2 separate regions of the Homo sapiens genome follow, and region 1 is linked to region 2. A link is a contact called in ENCODE Hi-C or POLR2A ChIA-PET data. All regions are on one chromosome and are shown on one strand. The core of a region is the stretch at or near the end of the contact, and the rest is flanking DNA. Distances in the headings are between cores, read along the strand shown.

Region 1 (3,261 bases), core at 569-3,068, 42 kb before region 2:
TTGCTTGAACCCAGGAGGCGGAGATTGCAGTGAGCTGAGATCGTGCCACTGCACTCCAGCCTGGCGACAGAGCAAGACTTCATCTCAAAAATAATAATAATAATAATAATAATAATAATAATAATAATAATAATAATATGCATGCTGGCTTTCCCACTAACTGATCCAAATTAGTGAATTCTTTTGTGAATGTCTGGTCACTCCATGTGGACAGAAACCTCCCTGGGAGAAGGACCAATGCCCTCCAGCCCAGAGTTCTGTGGGTTGCCCCTCGGTCCTGCTGTCTCCTCTCATCACAGCTGCTGGATGGGACCACGGCAGGACATCTTCGGGGTCAGCCTCGTTTTGGCAGAGGGGCCCCGGTGTGTCTTAGTATGGCGCGCAGACTCTTGTGAGTGGCCACCACTAGTCCTCCACATCGTCATTTACACACGTCTCCCTCCTAGCCAGGGCCACTCACAAGTGTGCCTAACTTTGCAATTTCTTTTTTTTTGAGATGCCCAGGCTAGAGTGCAATGGCACGATCTCGGCTCACCGCAACCTCCGCCCCCCGGGTTCAAGCGATTCTCCTGACTCAGCCTTCCCGAGTAGCTGGGATTACAGGCATGCGCCACTACACCTGGCTAATTTTGTATTTGTATGTATTTATGTATTTATTTTGAGACAGAGTCTCACTCTGTCGCCCAGGCTGGAGTGCCGTGGTGCAATCTCGGCTCACTGAAAGCCCTGCCTTCCACGTTCACGCCATTCTCCTGCCTCAGCCTCCCAAGTAGCTGGGACTACAGGTGCCTGCCACCACATCCGGCTAATTTTTTTTCTATTTTCCTAGAGACGGCGTTTCATCGTATTAGCCAGGATGGTCTCGATCTCCTGACCTCGTGATCCGCCCGCCTCGGCCTCCCAAAGTGCTGGGATTATAGGCGTGAGCCACCATGCCCAGCCTAATTTTGTATTTTTGGTAGAGATGGGGTTTCTCCATGTTGGTCAGGTTGGTCTCGAACTCCCGACCTCAGGTCATCCGCCCTCCTTGGCCTCCCAAAGTGCTGGATTAAAGGCATGAACCACTGTGCCCGGCCAGCAATTTCTTCCATTCTGGCCTGAGTGACTAGGTTGGAAATGAGTACTGGATAAAGTTCTGGTTTGTCTTTGATGCATGTGACTATTCTTATCACCACCCACAGCCAGCACCTGGACCACAAAGAAGCTCCCAGAGCACTTTCACCTTCTGGAGTGGCCGTGCCCAGGACCACAAGCACTCACCTTCAGAGCCCTTCTGCTTCCTCTCCACCTCCCTGCGGTACTCCTCCAGCTCACGGTCTGTGAGTGTGGTGAAGGGGTTGGGGCCCGTGGTGCTCACAATGACGTGGGGCTGGTACTCCTTTTCAATGATGGCCTTGGAGGCCGTCACCAGCTCTCCCTGTGGATGAAAGGCACATCTGGTCTGCAGGAGCCCGGCCCGATGGGGACTCTCCCTCCTCCCAGGCAGGCTGCAGGCAGGGCGGGGGCAGGAGGCTTTCCAGGAGCAGAGACCCCTGAGACTGCACTGCCATGGGCCCGAGGCCTAGGCTGAGCTGCAGCCTTCAGTGGTATATAATGGAAACACAGGTCAGTGCCACGATGAACAGATATTAACCACAAAAGAAATCCTACAGAGCCTTCCAGGTTTCAGAAGCAAAAGCCCAATGCAGACCCAAGAGCACAGAGCACCTCAGGGAGGGTGCCCACTCCTCACTGTGGAGCAGAAGGGGAAGAGGCCCTTTCCTGTTACTGTTTAAAAGTCAGTAAGTTTTCCTCATGACATCAGAAACTGTCACGAGGTACAGCACTCAGCGTAAGGCATGCTCAGAGCTTTGCTCATATTCTAAGAGCACAGGTAAGTTCTGTTCTTTTGACTGTGGTTAGTTTGTAACTAGTTCCTGGAGCTTATCCCAAAACATTCCGAGATGACAACATGCCCCAAGACACCAGTGTTTAGCTGAGGAATTTGGAAAACTCTGAAAATTTGTACCAAAGAAAAAAAGAAGAAAGCGAAGCACCAAGGCGGCTCACAGACCACACCAATCTTAAAGCAGGAGGTGGAGCCTGCAGGCCAGCACAGTGGGCTGGGTGGGCATCAGGGGGTGCGGTCCACTCACAGCCACCTGCCCCAGCACAGCGCTGTGCCCACAGTGCAGCCTGATTGGGTCAGGGGCAGGAAAATGTCCCCTAATTCCCTGGAGCTCACTTCTTTTTTTTTTTTTTTGAGACGGAGTCTCGCACTGTCACCCAGGCTGGAGTGTAGTGGCGCAATCTCGGCTCGCTGCAAGCTCCACCTCCCAGGTTCACTCCATTCTCCTGCCTCAGCCTCCCGAGTAGCTGGGACTACAGGCGCCCGCCACCACGCCCGGCTACCCTGGAGCTCACTTCTAAGACAGTTATCCAGCACTTACACACATGCACATGACTGACAGCTTCCAAAACCAAATAGAAACAGGAGAAACCACAATTCTTTGGATGCCAGGCCTGGTCCTTCAGTGCTGCTCTCAGTGCGGAGTGAACACCAGAGATGGAGAGCGTCCTAGCTGGGCTGACTCGGGAAATTCAACTCACACAGGCCGACCGCTCCTCAAGCAGAGACAGGGGAACTTGGACTGACTGGGATGGGCTGAGGGGTTACCACCTAGCATGCTGCGTACCCAGTGCTGACCAGTGACACAGAGCTCCGAGAGGGACAGATGGGCTGCTGGAACAGGCAACCTTTGCCCGGGAGCCTGGAGACTCTCGACAGTCAACAAGTCAAAGGGAACCCTCTTCTGAACCAGGTCTGACTCGAGGCCCATTGGCTTTTCGTTAAGAAGTTGCCCTGCCTCACCAAGACAGGAAGCTGAGTCCTGTCTGCCATGTCTTAGCGCTGTGGCCCGAGCCAAGTCTTTCCCTGACCAGAGGCCTGCCTCACTATCTGAAGGAGGAGCTGCTGGGCTGGCCACTGCTAAGAGCCCTCACATGATGGCACTCTAGAGATGGTATCCCAGCAACAGCAGTTTGGCTGGCTGCACCTGCATCCTGATATCACTGCCAATGAAATGAGAAGGTGATACAAGAGAAATGCTTAAGTTCATTTAAATCAAGTGGTTAAAATTAGTAAAGGAATCAAATATCAAGAATCAACTATCAGGCCAGGCATGGTGGCTCACACCTGTAATCCCAGCACTTTGGGAAGCTGAGGCGGGTGGATCACCTGAGGTCAGGAGTTCAAGACCACCCTGGCCAACACAGCGAAAA
Region 2 (3,008 bases), core at 296-2,795:
CTATTTCCTGGTTCCCAGAAGACAGTGAAAGACAGGAATCTTTGTAAAACCATCATATTTAAGATAAGGCAGGTATTACTTTCCCCTAGTTACAAATTGCTGTGTGAATGGGATAAGATAAACACTGCAGGCCAGGTATATACATGCTCCATTCCTTCAATAAGGAAGTCTATAAATGTAAATCAAAATGAAAGTATACACATTCTGAGCCCAGTAATCAAGATTAAGCATAATTCTACTTTGCAGTACAAACCTGTCCTTCATTTTTATCAATTATGACTGCAGGTTTCATCAACTTAGTTTTCAAGTAAAATCTCTACAGAGAAGTTATTATTTGCTGGGTACAGTGGCACATGTCTGTAATCCTGGCACTTTGGGAGGCCGAGGCAAGTGGATGCCTGAGCTCAGGAGATTGAAACCAGCCTGGGCAACATGGTGACACCCTGTTTCTAATAAAAATGCAAAAATTAGCGGGGCGTGGGGGCACGCACCTGTAATCTCAGCTACTCAGGAGGCTGAGGCACAAGAATTACTTCAACCTGGGAGGCAAAGTTTGCAGTGAGCTGAGTCATGCCGCTGCACTCCAGCCTGAACAACAGAGTAAGACTCCGTCTTAAAAAATAATAATAATATTATTTAATCAAAAAGTTAAAAAAAGAGAGAGAAAGGGAAAAACATGCAAAAAACTAACTTCTGGAACATTTTTCATAGTATCTTAGAATAAATTTAAACTAATTTAAAATAAAATAATTTTAAAAGTAGGAACAGGTCAGGCGTGGTGGCTCATGCCTGTAATCCCAGCACTTTGAGAAGCTGATGTGGGAAGATCACTTGAGCCCAGGAGTTCCAAGCTGTCTAGCTTACATAGTAAAGACTGCATCTCAACAAAAAAAATCAAAAAAATTAGCCAGGAGTGATGGCACACGCCTGTAGTCTCAGCTACTCAGGAGTCCGAGGAGAGAGGATCACTCGACCTGGGAGGTCAAGGCTGCAGAGAGCCATGATGGCACCACTACACTCCAGCATGGGTGACAGAGCAAGACCCTGACTCAAATAAATAAATGTAACATAAACATTAAAATCTGCTCAATACAATATCATGTAACTACAGAGACTCTTTAGCATAATACAGATAAAAGAGTATAAAACATATTAAGTGGCAAACTATATTTCTTATTCTATTATGTAATGCCATAATTATACACTGGCAAAATGATATAATGGCAAATAAGCTGGAATAAATTTGAGTAAGTTGATTAAAGTATGGATGAATGTTTCTCTATCTCAATATTCTATAATGTTGCTTTGATTTTACTTATGTAATACATTTTAAGATTTCACCATCAACAATATATTGATAGCTAAATTAATGAAATCTTTGGGAACAATATTTTCAAATAAACACAGACAACAGAAAACAAAAATCTGGATGAACCGTGACAAATAAGTATGGCCTGCCCAAGTGACATCTGCTTCCTCCACATCTCCCATCCCCCAGATGTCACTCAAATCCAAGTTGTCATCACTCACTTCCTGGACACTCAACGGCCTCCTAATTGGTTTCTCTACTTCCAGTCTCTTAACAACCCCCACAACAATCCATTCTCTAAAACTTGGCCATAGAGAGTTTTAATGTAAGTCAGATCATGTCACTCACTCCTCTGCTTAAAATCTGAGAACTAATATGTGGACCTTAGTAGGATCCTGATTGAAACAAACTGTAAAATAAAAATCTAAAAGTGACATTTGAGACAACTAGAAATTTGAACACTAGCTAGATTTTGATGGTATTAAGAAATTAGTTTTACATTTTAGGTGTAGTATTACTAGGATTATATTAGATACAGAAATGTTTCTGGATAAAATGACATCTGAAATGTGCCTAAAACTTATATGGGGGCAAGGGGAAATGAAGTTACATAAGACTAGCCATGAGCTAACCACTGACACTGGATGAAGGTTAGAGCAGGACTCATCACACCGTGCTGTCTATTTTGTATGTGTTTGAAACGCTCCGTGATTCTTCTTGCTCTCAGAAGAAAGCACCTCCAGACCTTACATGAGCTGGTCTCTGCCGGCCTTCAGATGAAGATATTTCAGCATGCTTTTTCAGACTGATACTACTAAGATCAGGATGAACAGCTATCTTAACATCCCTTTTTAAAAAATTTATGTTTTTATTTAATGTTTCCAAATATAAAAAGTCAAGACACTTACACCAACTATCTCAAATGACATAAAAGCAATTCAGTGTGTTTAACAATCATATTTCCCCTTCAGTTCTGCTGCTTTATACAATGGTATGATCGACAGGTAAATTGGATGGCATGTGCCTGGTTAGAAAATGTCATCTGTTGGCCAGGCACGGTGGCTCACGCCTGTAATCACAGCACTTTGGGAGGCCGAGGAGGGTGGATCACGAGGTGAGGAGATCGAGACCATCCTGGCTAACACGGTGAAACCCCATCTCTACTAAAAATACAAAAAAAAATTAGCCGGGTGTGGTGGCGCGCACCTGTAGTCCCAGCTACTCGGGAGGCTGAGACAGGAGAATGGCATGAACCCGGCAGGCACAGATTGCAGTGAGCCAAGATCATGCCACTGCACTCCAACCTGGGTGACAGAGCGAGACTCCAGCTCAAAAAAAAAAAAAAAGAAAGAAAATGTCATCTGTTTACAAAAAAAACAGCATGCAGCATAGTTTCTATTTTGTCTACAGTCAATTCACAAACTACTTACTTTGTTTTTTGTTTAGGAGGCACATGGAACTGAAAATTTTAGCTGCCCAATTTTATTCAACTACCCCACAAAAAAACACAAATGACAATCCTAACACTCTTCAATCTTTGGAGGGTTGAAATAGTAGACATTATTTGTTATCTTCAGTAGATTCAACTATTTAGCCTGAAAATGTTAACTTTTTCTCTTAACAGAGATAAATCTCCTTAGGGCCTTTCCTCTAATTTTGCTAGACTAGGTTCCAGAAGCCTAGTGAAGAACCCCTCCTG

What was found. A loop is a pair of places that touch in the nucleus more often than their neighbours do. ChIA-PET counts read pairs that join two places held with the same protein, here RNA polymerase II (POLR2A). Pooled maps may share reads with other maps.
Region 1: a map of ovary shows a loop between it and region 2 (1.9-fold over the local background). The contact joins two enhancer-like sites. A Hi-C loop is called at or near these places in 9 of 168 maps with a recorded cell type or tissue (Caco-2, DLD1, G401 and 6 more), 4 of 37 single-sample maps with no recorded cell type and 4 of 50 pooled maps. POLR2A ChIA-PET finds 5 or more read pairs at or near these places in 4 of 52 experiments (GM12878, PC-3, activated CD4-positive, alpha-beta T cell and 1 more).

The regions. Positions count from the first base shown.
Region 1 is chr4:2,913,040-2,916,300 of GRCh38, reverse strand. ADD1 (adducin 1) reads right to left here. Exons shown (of 16, transcript NM_001354761.2): 14 at 1,261-1,417. Among named protein-coding and RNA genes, the nearest start is that of SLC75A1, 20 kb to the left of the region's middle. RefSeq lists an enhancer at 1,545-1,614. Within about 2 kb of position 1,818, at least 5 of the 41 ENCODE cell types and tissues checked have a DNase peak (open chromatin) inside an H3K27ac peak, as active enhancers do.
Region 2 is chr4:2,870,619-2,873,626 of GRCh38, reverse strand. All of the region lies in intron 1 of ADD1 (adducin 1), which reads right to left. Among named protein-coding and RNA genes, the nearest start is that of ADD1, 28 kb to the right of the region's middle. Within about 2 kb of position 1,545, at least 4 of the 41 ENCODE cell types and tissues checked have a DNase peak (open chromatin) inside an H3K27ac peak, as active enhancers do.